3 separate regions of the Homo sapiens genome follow, and all the other regions are linked to region 1. Evidence: chromatin contacts called from ENCODE Hi-C or POLR2A ChIA-PET data. All regions are on one chromosome and are shown on one strand. The core of a region is the stretch at or near the end of the contact, and the rest is flanking DNA. Distances in the headings are between cores, read along the strand shown.

Region 1 (4,424 bases), core at 835-3,334:
TTAAAATAATTACTTGAGCTTCTGTCCACTCTGTTTGGCATTTTAAAATCTTTTCAGGCCGGGCGCGGTAGCTCACGCCTGTAATCCTAGCACTTTGGGAGGCCGAGGTGGGCGAATTGCCTGAGCTCAGGAGTTTGAGACCAGCCTGGGCAACATGGTGAAACCCCGTCTATACTAACATACAAAAACAAAAAAACAAAAACAAAAAAAATCAGCCGGGCGTGGCGGTGTGCGCCTGTAGTCCCAGCTACTCAGGAGGCTGAGGCAGAAGAATTGCTTGAACCTGGGAGGCAGAGGCTGCAGTGATCCGAGATCCTGCCACTGCACTCCAGCCTAATGACAGAGCGAGACTCTGTCTCCAAAAAAAAAAGAAAGAAAGAAAGAAAGAAAAGAAAGAAAAAAAAGAAAAAGAAAAAATTTTTCAATAAGTTGGATTTGGTGGTGGCAGGAAATCCCAGCTACTCGGGAGGCGGATGCAGGCAGATTGCTGGAGACCAGGTGTTCAAGGTCAGCCTGCACAACATAGTAAGACCTCGTCTCAAAAAAAGAAAAGAAAGAAAAAATATTTTTAATATGCAACAAGCCTCAAAAAATGGAAGTGGTCCCCGTTTCTCTTAATGTCTTGGAGGCCAAAAAAAGGTACTGGTTGGTGAAATACACATATAGATATCATCAGTACCCAGATGTTAATTAACGCCAAGGGAGTGTAAAGGGTCGCCCAAGAGAGCGACTTTACGGGAAAAGAAGGCTCTGGAACCAGAACATTTAAAAGACTCACTGAAGGAGAGGCGCCTACAAAGGATGCTAATCAGGAATGGCCAAAGAGATGGCAGAAAAACCAAGTGAAATGGTTAGGGAAAGATGGGGGAAAAAAACATAAGGATAACTCAAGCCAATAGTGCATTTTAAGAAGGGTATTAAGGCCGGGCGCTGTGGCTCACGGCCGTAATCCCAGCGCTTTGGGAGGTCGAGGCAGACGGATCACCTGAGGTCAGGAGTTTGAGAGCAGCCTGGCCAACATGGCGAAAACCCTGTCTCTACTAAAAATACAAAAATTGGCTGGGCATGGTAGCGGGCGCCTACAATCCCAGCTATTCAGGAGGCTGAGGCAGGAGAATCCCCTGGACCCGGGAGCTGGAGGTTGCAGTGACCCGAGATCGCGCCACTGCTCTCGAGCCTGAGCGACTGGGTGAGACTTCATCTGAAAAAAAAAAGAAAAGAAAAAGAAAAAAAGATTAATCAAAGTGTCAAATATTTCTTTCTTTTTCTTTTTCTTTCTTTTTTTTTTTTTTTTTTTTGAGACGGAGTCACACTGTGTTGCCCAGGCTGGAGTGCAGTGACACGATCTCGGCCCACTGCAACCTCCTCCTCCCAGGTTCAAGCGATTCTCCTGCCTCGGCCACCCGAGTAGCTGGGATTACAGGCGTGCACCACCACGCCCGACTAATTTTTGTATTTTTAGGGGAGATGGGGTTTCTGCATGTTGGCCAGGGTGGTCTCGAACTCCTGACCTCAGGTGATCCACACGCCTCGGCCTCCCAAAGTGCTAGGATTACAGGTTGTGAGCCACCGCGCCCGGCCAATGTCAAATATTTCGCTGATTTTCCTCGGTCAGCACCACCACAATAATTGTGCCACCTTACCCATGCAAGGTTTAGACATCTCTTTGACTCTTTTACAGGGTTTTATACTGTGGTTTCCATTATTTCCTCTAACTAGACAGCAGAAGCGGCTTACTCATTTTTCTCTTCCATAGAGTCTTACTCCGATCGTTCAATTAATATCAGTGGAATGATTTAAAGAACATTTGAAAAACCACTCGGACAAAACCCTCAGATTCGAACTTGTTCCAGCAGCCAAAAATACCCGCGGGCCACGGCTACACTGCGCAGGCGCAAAGGCAGATGGGCTTTCTCCAGAAGGGCTTTGCATTTGGCGCGAAATCCCTTTCCGTGGGCTGGGGCTCTTGGAGAGGCGCCGTTCATTGGTCAGGTTTGGCGCGAAATCTCCAGCTCCTGTGTCACGATTGGTTCCGGCCGTGCAGGTCGGAAGAGGGGGCGGGGCGGAAGCGGCGGCGGCGCGCGCAAAGCTGCAGCGTCTGGAAAAAAGCGACTTGTGGCGGTCGAGCGTGGCGCAGGCGAATCCTCGGCACTAAGCAAATATGGACCTCGCGGCGGCAGCGGAGCCGGGCGCCGGCAGCCAGCACCTGGAGGTCCGCGACGAGGTGGCCGAGAAGTGCCAGAAACTGTTCCTGGACTTCTTGGAGGAGTAAGTCGGCGAGCGCCCCGGGCCTCGCCCGCCTCCGGAGCCTGCGGCGTCTGGGCCAGGCGGTGCCGTGTGGGCGGCGGGTGTTCCGGAACCTGGGGGTCGCGCGTCCGGGAAGCGCCTCCCCGCCCGCCCCCCAACTTTAGGCTCCGAGCCCGGCGGCCGCGAGGAGCCTGGGACAGGCTGGGTTTTTCTGGAGTAAAACCCATCTCGAGCCCTAAGACGCTCGTGCCCAGTGCTCAGCGCTTTGCTTCTGTCACTTGATGCTCACCACCCCGCGAGCCTGGTATTTGCACAGCCCTCGGTGACCGGCGCGGAAACCTGGGCTCGCTGAGTATAGTAACTGGGCCGCTGGGTGCGGCCAGGTCGAGTGGGAGGCCGAAGTGCCATTGAATCTCGTCGGTGCCCTGCTGGGCCACGCAGCCGGGAGCATGGTGCTGGGGGTTCGCAGGGCACGGGCCACCCTCGCCTCTTGTGCTGATGAAAGTTTCTGCGTCAACTGTGGTTTGAAAGCTGCTGGGGGGCGGAGCCCTGCCCTGCAGAGAGTAGCTCACCATATCCCTTCTTCTGGGTCCCTTGCTCCCCTTTCCCTCTGGCCTTCCTTTCCTTTCTCTACTCTTCTTTTTTTCTGTGCCTCTGGGCTCCTAGCTTCATAACCCCAACCTCCTCCCTGGCTTGCCTCACCCACCGGTTATTTTTCCTGGAGCAGATACACCACGGCCTCCAGGATGAAGGGTCAGCAGTTTGGAATGGCTTTTGAAGTTCTTTTTTAGTAAAATATACATAACAAAGTTGACCATTTTAGCCATTTTTAAGTGTAGAGTCCAGTGGCACTAAGTGCATTCACCTCGTTGTGCAGCCGTCACCACTCTCCCATCTCCAAACTTTTTTTTTTTTGAGGCGTAATTTAGCCCTTGTTGCCCAGGCCGGAGTGCAGTGTCACCATCTCAGCTCACCGCAACCTCCGTCTCCCGGGTTCAAGCTATTCTCCTGCCTCAGCCTCCCTACTAGCTGGAATTACAGGCATGCGCCACCACGCCCGGCTAATTTGGTATTTTAGTAGAGATGGGGTTTCTCCATGTTGGTCAGGCTGGTCTTGAACTCCCGACCTCAGGTGATCCCCCCGCCTGGGCTTCCCAAAGTGATTACAGGCGTGAGCCACCGTGTCCGGCTCCAAACTCTTTTCATCTTCCAAACTGACATTCTGTGCCCATTAAACACGAACTCTCCTCCGTTACCCTCTCCCTCAGCCACCGTCACCCACCACTCTGCTTCCTTTCATTATGAGTTTGACCACTCTAGGTACCTCATATAAGTGGAAGCGTGTAGTATTTGTCCTTTTGTGTCTGGCTTGTGTAACATAATGTCTACAAGGTTCCTCTGCGAGGTAGCATGTGTCAGAATTTCCTTACTTTTTAAGGCTAAATAACATTGTCTGTACACATTGAGTATCCCTTTTCTGAAACGCTTGGGACCAGAAGAGTTTGGGATCTTGGATTTTTTTTTCAGATTTGGAATGTTTACATTATACTTAACCAATTGCATCCCTAATTTGAAATGCTCCAGTGAAAATCATGTCAGCACTCAAAAAGTTTCAGATTTTGGACCATTTCATATTTTAAATTTTCAGATGAGGGCTGCTCAACCTGTATATATACTGCATTTTGCTTATCCATTCAGTGGACACAGGTTCATTCCACCTTTTGTCTATTGTGAATAATGAGGTTCATTCCACCTTTTGGCTATTGTGAATAATGCTGCCTTCTTAGGAAATTTTGGTATACTTAAAACCATAATTTAATTTCCATTTCACTACCTATGGCAATGTTATTGTCTGCCTGATAGTTCCTCCTTCAAAGCCCAGCTAAAAACTCACACCTTTGTGAAACCTTGTACACCTTTTTGAGAGGCACTAATCCTTTCTTCCTTAGGCTCCCAGGGTGCTGTTTGTTTTTCATTATCTCTGGCAGTGTAACACATTTACCTCCTAGCTACTTAGTCTGGAATTCAAATTCCATCCTCAACCCCACCTACCCACCACATCACATTACAAAGGTTTTTCAATAAACGTTTCATTTCAACAAATAATCTAAGTGCCTTGACTTTGCAGCTAGATGATAATGATGAGACAAATAATCTCTGTGCTTTGTTTAAAGAAA
Region 2 (4,424 bases), core at 616-3,115, 360 kb before region 1:
CATGCCCCTGGGAAGTAGGGCAGTCAGAGGCAGCTCATCTGGAAACTGAGCCTTTGTGAAGTCCAGCTACAGCCTTGGAGATGCTGGTGGAACATACCCACAGCCATGCTCTGATTCTTCACAGCTGCCACAGCTAACCATTGCTTTTGCTCAGTGAAGACCTCACATGGAGAAGGAGCAGAATGTCAAGCCTCAAGTGTTTGTTTCTTTTTTTTTTTTTTTGAGACAGAGTCTCGCTCTGTCGCCCAGGCTGGAGTGCAGTGGAGCGATCTCAGCTCACTGCAACCTCTGCCTCCGGGGTTCACGCCATTCTCCTGTCTCAGCCTCCCGAGTAGCTGGGATTACAGGCACCCACCACCATGCCTGGCCAATTTTTGTATAGTAGAGATGGGGTTTCACCATGTTGGCCAAGCTGGTCTTAAAATCCTGACCTCAGGTGATCCGCCCACCTTGGCCTCCCAAAGTGCTCAGATTACAGGCGTGAGCTACCATGCCCAGCCTGTTTCGATGTTTTTTATAGATTCCCCCCGCCACACCCACAAGCTGCCATTGCCTTTAGGTAGGACAAATGTCCTCTCTTCTCACTTATCTTAGACAATTCCTTAAATCCATCCCTCTACTTTGACTAAAATATAAGCTAAGTCTGGAAAAGCTCAGGCCAGGAAGCTGTGTAAGTGATATCATAAATGTTCTACTCATGGATATAAATGTCTTAGGGCTTTGTCCCCTTCCAGCAAAAGTCAGGCCATTCTGTGGAAAGAAAGGTTAAATGAAGTGAAAATTAGTGACTAAAATGTTCCTCTTTCTTTAGTGAGAAAAAGCAAATCTGCATTTAGCAGCTTTTCTGCTGTCCCAACTCCAGGTATTTAACTGGAGCTAACCACTTTTGAAGTGAAGAGAAAAAGGGAGAGAAGTGAACCCAAGGATGGGAAAGGAGACAGGGCGAGACACCAGAAGGATGGCTGAGCCTGTTATGCCCAAAGCACCCTCATTCTAGAGCTGCATCTACGGGACTGGTAGTTCTCCTTAAGAGAGAGAGAACCACCGTTGAATTATTTGTAGGGACAGGGCAGAGATCACCCACTCCCACCACATCCACACAAGGGGGAGAAAGTCCCAATGTCTGAAAAACAAAAACTTATAAATAGGGAAGTGTCTGAGGCTAAGAAAACCAGCAGACACCTGACAATTTTCCTTACGCAAATCTCAACTAGTATACCAAAACAAGTGACTAAAGCTGGCATCACTTATGAAGAAGTTGACCTCTGTTTTCTACAGTCAGATGACTAGAGTCAGAGTCTTAAAAAACAGGAAGTGCCAGATGTAGTATCAAATGACCCAGACAGTGAAAAGTAAGGCAGAAAACTAAATTGGAAGACAGGAAGTCACAATCACACCACAAACAATACAGATATTTGTCTGAGATATGCTTGGCGGGGTGCCTTATCACGGCCAGAAAATGGAGGAGCACGGCCGAGATGTTTAGCAGAGGCCAGGCCACCAGCAAGGGCCAAACTGACACCCTCCTGGAAACCTCTTCTCTGCAGCTGAGAAAAACTTCAGGGCTTATATTGCTGGATGAAAGTGCCATTTGCAGGCTTAAGGCCAAATACCATTACTAAGCCCTGGGATTTAGCTCCTGAAAGAAAATCTCTGGCCCTCCCCCACCCCACCTCCTCCTTGCCCATCGTAAGAGTAGTGGCCCTCTAGTGTTTCTGGCAATGATTCCTCCTCCAGGTAACAGCATGTTCACCTTGCCCACCCCTCCCCTACTCTCAGTCTCCACTCAGCTGATTTGAGTTGGCCCATGATGCTGACAGCAAACCCCTGGTCATACTGACTGATTCAGGAGTTACCCTTTTGGAGCCCACAAACATGACTCCTGAGATTCTGCTGGAACTATTGGGAAATATAAGCTGTTCATCAACTGGAATTACTAATCTGGTAGCACAAAATCTTAACAGCTGCCAGAAGCTACCATGTGGACAGAACCTGCTGGGGAATTAAAACCAACACAAAGGAAAGCAGCACAATTAACACAGAGAAAAAAAAGAGACTTTGTCTTTAGGATTTGATTCCAAACTCCTGGATCCATCTTTACCTGAAGCTAGGCCACACTGCTGGATGTTTCAGCAGTGAGTCCAATCATCTCTTCTGATGGTTTCAGCTGGGAATCTGTTCAAAGAGTTATAATACAGTAAGCAAAGGGTCTAGTTTCTGGTCTTTATGAGGTATTCAGCAGGACCCTCTCTCCTCTTCATTTGTACTGATTGTCTGCAACTATATTCACCATGAGCCTTAAGCGAAACTTCTTTGTCTCTCTGAATCTTTTCTCCTCTGGGATAAAGAGGTTCAACCAGAACAGGACTCTAAGGTCCTATGCTGAAATGATGATTCCAGAACTTCGTGATATTCTCCTGAAATGTTTCAGATCCATTAAAGCTCAGAATACACTCAACTTTACATTCCAGTGAATGATTTCTATACCTTTTCTATATAGCCCAGAGGGTCAGTATTTGCCTGGACACTTTTTCAATATTACAGAAAACAAGTAAGAAAAATATAAGTTATCTGGAAAATATTGGTTGAGGAAAGTTCTTCAACTAAACATTACCTATGACTCTCTTCTCTAAAATCGAGGTGGCCAAAAGCCACAGGTATCGGAGATGTAAAAGTACTGCCCGTTTCTGCCACCCAAGATTTCTGTGGTCCCTGGGTAGGTGGTAGACTGCTAGTACCACAGACAATATGTGAAGGCACAGTCCTCAGGAAAATACAAGTTCCTTTAAAAAAATTTTTTTGAGACTGTGTCTTGCTCTGTCACCCAGGCTGGAGTGCAGTGGTGGGATCACAGCACTGCAACCTCAAAGTTCCTAAATTTAATTGTACACCTTTTTGATGAACTTTTTATTATCCAAAATTATTTAGGCTGTAAGTGACAAAAACACCAGCTCAAAATGGTTCAGACAAAAAAGCTTATTAATTTGGCTTGTGTAATTTTTTAAACGATCCACATTCAGGTACCCAGGTGCTCAAACACTGTCTTCAGGAACATGTCTCTCTCCCTCTGCCTCTTGGTTTTACTTTATTCTCTGGGCAAGCTCTTCTTATTTATTCATGTAGATAATCTACCAGCAGCTCCAACTTTATACCCTACCAAGTTAGCAGCCCCAGAGGAAAGCAAGCACCTCTTTGTCAATAGTTACATAAAAAACCCCAGAGCTAATACCCATCGGTCCAGCTTGACTTATATGTGTCCATCTCTGAAACAAGCACTATGATGCCAACTGGCCGGACCTAGGTCACACACATATGCCAGTACTCCAGAGGGTGGGGTCAGCTCTATCTGGCCCACACATTGGCTAAGGCTGAGGAAGGGATGCTGACCCCAAGGAAAACTAGAATGCTGCTTCTAAAGGAAGGGGAAATGGATGTGTGGCAGGGAAAAAACAAACACTGCACAGCTCTTGAGCCAAATACAAAAGGCCCAGCCTGGGGTGCAGTATGTTTCCTTCTAAATGGAGGCATCATTCTTTTCTCAAATGGGAGTAAAAAGCCCTATAGAGGGGTAGTGAAGAAGACACAGGAGGTCAGCTCCGTGGGCTGGAATTGAGGGTCAACACAGGCATTTGTCCCATGTGAAACAGCAACCAGTGCTTTGCAGGGCTGTGGAAAAGTTTCATTATTATGTATGAGAAGAACCTAGGAGGCATCTGATGTTGTCAAGGCTGTGCCCTGAGATGTGTTTGATGCCTTCCCTCTGCTCATTCAGGCCCCCATCTGCCTGGACCATTAGGCACTGCCACCATCATCTATGTGGTTAGACAGCACACATAGACCAGGGCCAGCCACTGCAGAGGTAACCGGCACTACCAGGCATCTCACAAGAGCATTGGCATTGAATGGCCTCTCTTTCTATCATGACCAGCTCAATTCCACTGATATTCCAGCTGGATCATGGCAAAGGCCTATTGACGAAAAACAATAGGGCTAGATCAAGGCTCTGGTGCACCTGAGTCACTGTGAGTCATATCCCCTGGAGGACCTTCTCAGCTCACCATTGTCATTAGTTAAAAAGACTCACGTAAGTCCGGCACACAGGAATGTCAAGTAGCAGCCAAGTTTGGGGGTGTTGTCCTTTGGCTTGGAAAATAATTCTCCACTAAGAAGTCCACTGATAATGGCACTCAAATGTCCCCCAAAGGTTGTTAATTTTAATTAGGGAGAATTTAAACTATAGCATCCGAAGGAATGACTAATATTTTAAAGAGTATGAGGTATTTGGTTTGCTTTGCCAGTCTTGTTTTAGCAATTTTGGTCATTCCTAATCTTCTGCAAGGACTTCCAAGGCTGAGTCTTAAGTCTGGCAAAGCAGAAACCACCCTGGTGCCTCCAAATTTTCCACCACCTTCTTCTTCACAGTA
Region 3 (4,424 bases), core at 991-3,490, 330 kb before region 1:
TCTATTTGCTTTCATTACATGTTCCTAATCCAGTTGAGTATGGACAAAACATTGGATTTACTTCCCATGAATTTCACCTTTTATTTTAATAACTACTTCCTTTGCCTGTTTTCCCTGGCTTGCCTTTCATCTTCTCCTCCCTAATCCTTCAGCTTCCTCATGATCTGGGATACAGAAAGCTCAAAGAAGCTCTAACAATGCCCTTTCTTTATATCGGCCAGCTCCCATATCCACCCCCAGCTTGATCTACGCCCCACTGGTTCCGAGCATTAGTCTGATCTCAGGGTCAAGAGCATAAGAACTACAGCAAGATATTTTGCAGGCAAAGGTACTGGGCTATGGCAAGCTCCCTCATCCGCTCTGTAACAACATTTGAAGCAGGTGTAAAAAGTCACACCAAACCCGTCTCCCTTCGAAGCACAAGGTCAAAAGGATAAGAATCAAGGGGCTGGTGCAATCCTAGTCATTCTCCTTGTTCACTCCCTCTTGCTGCCAGGTCAGGAGGGTCCAGGGAGAAATTAGCCTCAGAATTATAGTCTGAGCACCTTGGCTTTCCCTAAAATGAATGCTTCAGAAATGCCCAGTAGGCAGATCATTAAAACCTTCTTAAGCATTGTTACGGGAAGGCCTCTGAGAGCCACAAATCTTGCCATAGAGGTACACTATTTATCCAGTCAGCATTTCCATAGCGAGCTGATGGCTGGTGAAGGATTTAACAAGGTGGCCCTCCAAGTCCCTTCACTTTACAAAGTGCCTTTTACAGGTGGGTAGGCTGACCTTGAGCAGGTTCATGTCTTTTCTCTGAACCTGTTTCCTCATCTGTGAAACAAAAGGATTTGATCAAAGCCTACAAGCCTGAGTTGTAAGGAGATGGTTTTAAGTACCCTGTTCCCTCTGTCTATTCCAAAGAGCCTGGATTCCACTCTGGAATGAAATGGTGGTTCTGCCTTGGGAAAACTGGCCCAAACTCAAATAGACTAACTGGTGACAGAAAGGCCATTTAGCCTGAATATTTAATTAGACATTGGGAGTAGACATCTCTCCGGTGTCTGCTGAGCTCGCCACAACCCCCTTTTCTTCCCAACACAGTTCACATGGTTGGGCTTCCAATAGCCCTTCTGGTGGTTAGACCAACTATGGACACCTGACCCACGGACAGCCAATCAGATTGCCTCCCTCAGGAACTGGGGTTGGCAGGTCAATTTCCCCCTAAAACTGAAATCCTAATGTGTTTGTGGGCTGCTCTGGGTTAAAATGGAAAATGCATACTCACTTTCCATTCATTCTTTCTAGTCTTTGAACTTTAAAATGTGAGGTGTTCATTCTCACAGAACCTCAATTGCCTACGTGTATCTGCCCAACAGAACTTACCATTTCTCCTCAAGGTAGGAATGGGGGTGAAAAAATACCAGTTGTGTAACCCCCATTTGGTACCAGAAGAGCTTCCTTGCTGGTTTTCCTGGCTTGGAGGCATGGTGTGGGAGCTTAGGCACATAGACCAGCCTAGAAGGTGAGCTTGAAGATAGCATTAAAGGTAACCACCTGAACTGATGATTCAGAGCTAGAAAGCCCGTACCATTTAATTAGCTCCCTTTGCACTGGCCTCAGTGGCATCTGAATAACATGATCTTGGCACTTACTGCAAGTTGTGAGGCTAATGAGGCTTATCTCTACAGCACTTATATGGACTTTGAAGGCCAGGGCAGTGCAGTGAGGAACAGAGGGGAGTTGTGGAAAGATTATGTAACAGGGCCTCTGGGCTATAAGGCTGCATGGTCAGCCCTATGGACCAAAGAAGAGACTGTTGATCTGCTGATAGGGTGATGACACCCCAGCTTTGCTTTTTATTAGCTGTTCTATTACCGGCAACCACAGCATCCATAGTTAAAATCTAATCTGAATGCTCCTTGAGAATCCTTGGGCGCAGAGGTTCAGAAGAGAGGCTGACAAGCCTTGTGTCTTGTGAACTACTCTGTCCCCACAGCAATGCCCAGACATCTGCGCCACAGCCTGCTCTGACTTCCCTTTTTCTGTGCTTCAAGCAGCCTTTTCCATTCTTTGCACTAAACAAAGTTTGCTATCACTCGCCTCCCTCGATGGTTTCAGGAGGAGAGCTGTTGGTATGTGTGCTCACTTGTGACCTGGTGCTCAAAGCAGTGAACTAGAGAAACAGCCTGGTGGGTGGAGTGTCTAAAAGGAAATCGGGACTCAAGATAAGGAGGAGCAGCCCACTGATGAGCTAGGTGCCCTTGGGCAAGTCCCTTAACTTCTCTGACTTTCTCTTAACTCCTCTGTAAAACAAGCAGAGAGGATAAGGTGATTTTCAAGACCCTATGACTACATGGTGTGATTTCCCTTGCTCCTTCCTCCTGCAATGCCTCCTGTGTCCTGAACAGTTCCTGTGAAAATTACTTCTAGGAAAGGTATTTGCCCCTCCAAAGCCTTTTCCAGATGCTGCTTGCCTGAAAGGGAGCAAGCTCTGATTGGGATTCACCCCACACTTTTTTCCTCTAACACCAGAAATGCTCATTTGTATTGATGACTTGAAGACTGGAAGCCTGTGTTGCTCTGGCGATAGACAGTTGAGTTTATTGGAAGTGAACACCAGGCTTTCAATTCACATCAGTCTGGGTCCTCGGATTTGCATGATTGCACATTCAGAGACAGGCACCTGCACTCGGGGCATCCTTGGCTGCCCACACGTTCCACTGAGCCAACCCCAGCTGCTACAAGCTGCCTGTTTAAACAAGGCCTGCTGGGAGTTGAGCAGGGCTGCTGAGGTGAAACAGTGTGTTAGTGGTTGAGGCTGTTCGCACAGAAGAGTCCCCTCTGTTGACCAAGCCTTTCTGGTAGCTCCTGGGACAGCTGCAAAGGGTGTGCGACCCTAAGGAGCCTCCTCCCTCGTGGGCTGGAGCATCTGCTAAGGCCTGTTCTTCATTCCTACTCAGCATCAGAGTGAGTCCTACCATGCTCAGCTCCTCCACTAGGGAAACCTCCCTGGACCTCAGTCCAAATTCAGAACCTCCTTCATGAAGATTTCATAGTAGCAGACAATCCATAGTTAATGTCAGGGTTTAAGTCCCAACGTTACATTGACTAGCTGTGTAACCCAACGGCTTTTGGAGCCTGTTTCCTCAATTGTAAATGAGGATAATAATATTGCCTACATGGTTGGGCTGCTGAGGATTAAATTAATTAATACATGTTAAACACTTAGAACAGGCCTGGGATGTGGAAAATGCTCACGAAATCTTAGTCATTATTTTGTCATTAATTTGGTTGAGAGAGGTCAGATGTAGAAAGCACCTGGAAAAAGACAATTTAAGTTCATCGTTGAAACGCAGTAATCTTATTTAAGTATCAAAATGTTCCTTGTAAGCAAGATGGAATTGTTTAACTGTGACACTGGGTACTATAAACTGCAAAGTAATCTCTCATGAAATTTTAGAGTTTGAAGATTAAAATGCACTACTTAGAATGCAGTCTGGGGAAAGGGTAGAAGAATGGGAAGAAGGTCTTCTCCTTTAACCAGGTCTGGTAGACCACCCCTCAAGCTTTCTAGTCTCCCTCCCCATGGAATGACTTGCCCCCTTGCTCAGCTCCAAGCAAGAAAACTGAAGAACCGGGAAGTGAAATGATTTTTTGCTGATCTGCGATTCAAGACCAGGTTCATCTGGATCAAAAATCCTTTGCTGATTCTGCCTCTCCATCCAGTCAAGCACTGTGCCAGGCAGACACTCTGGAGGAAACACAGATGTATGACACAGCCCCAAACCCAAGTGTCAGCACTCTGACAGGAGTGCCTAATATTACACAGAAGTTCCGGAATACAGTTGAGAAAACCTCTCAGCAATTGAGAGAGAAAGAGAAAATTAGATGATCAAAGCAAGAGATCCAATATCCAACAAACAGGAATTCTAGCAAAAAAGAGAGAGAATGAAAGAGAGGAAACCATTAAAGAAATTGAATAAAGTTCCTCAGACCTGAAGGACATGAGCTTCCTGAATGAAAAGGATCTGCTAAGGATATAGAACTGTAAGTGGCAGGGAATCCGTCATCATGAAATTGTATATAATCAGGGATGAAGAGAAGATTCTAAAGGCTTCCAGAGAAGGAAAATAAGATAAAAAGGATGAGGCCAGGATGGCACCAGAGTTCTCACCAGCAACACTGGAAACTCGAAGAAAATGGAGCAACACTCCCAAAGTTCTGAGTGAAAACTATTCCCCAGCTAGATTTTAATATCAAGACAAAGTCAATTGAGTGTGAAAGTTTAAAAAGTCATTTTCCAAAAAAAAAGTGAAGTTTTCAAAACATTTACTTCCCATGTACCCTTTTTCAGGAAGTAGTAGATGTGTTCCATCAAAATAAGGGAGTAACCCAGTGGTGTGCTGTAGCTGGCTCAGGCCAGCACCCAAGATTAT

What was found. A loop is a pair of places that touch in the nucleus more often than their neighbours do. ChIA-PET counts read pairs that join two places held with the same protein, here RNA polymerase II (POLR2A). Pooled maps may share reads with other maps.
Region 2: a pooled map shows a loop between it and region 1 (5-fold over the local background). The contact joins the enhancer-like site here to the promoter of MCM6 in region 1. A Hi-C loop is called at or near these places in 8 of 50 pooled maps. POLR2A ChIA-PET finds 5 or more read pairs at or near these places in 4 of 52 experiments (B cell, T-cell, activated CD4-positive, alpha-beta memory T cell and 1 more).
Region 3: a loop to region 1 is called in a pooled map, with 7 times the contacts of the local background. The contact joins the enhancer-like site here to the promoter of MCM6 in region 1. A Hi-C loop is called at or near these places in 1 of 37 single-sample maps with no recorded cell type and 7 of 50 pooled maps. POLR2A ChIA-PET finds 5 or more read pairs at or near these places in 3 of 52 experiments (OCI-LY7, activated CD4-positive, alpha-beta T cell and activated T-cell).

The regions. Positions count from the first base shown.
Region 1 is chr2:135,874,103-135,878,526 of GRCh38, reverse strand. MCM6 (minichromosome maintenance complex component 6) reads left to right here and starts at 2,084. Exons shown (of 17, transcript NM_005915.6): 1 at 2,084-2,268. The coding sequence starts at 2,162. RefSeq lists enhancers at 1,810-1,869, 2,560-2,689, 2,459-2,994 and a silencer at 2,330-2,489.
Region 2 is chr2:136,235,837-136,240,260 of GRCh38, reverse strand. No RefSeq gene overlaps it. Among named protein-coding and RNA genes, the nearest start is that of CXCR4, 120 kb to the right of the region's middle. RefSeq lists enhancers at 1,023-1,092, 3,725-4,225, 3,322-4,424. Within about 2 kb of position 1,865, at least 17 of the 41 ENCODE cell types and tissues checked have a DNase peak (open chromatin) inside an H3K27ac peak, as active enhancers do; they include B cell, where a contact is called at or near this core.
Region 3 is chr2:136,205,132-136,209,555 of GRCh38, reverse strand. No RefSeq gene overlaps it. Among named protein-coding and RNA genes, the nearest start is that of CXCR4, 89 kb to the right of the region's middle. Within about 2 kb of position 2,240, at least 7 of the 41 ENCODE cell types and tissues checked have a DNase peak (open chromatin) inside an H3K27ac peak, as active enhancers do; they include OCI-LY7, where a contact is called at or near this core.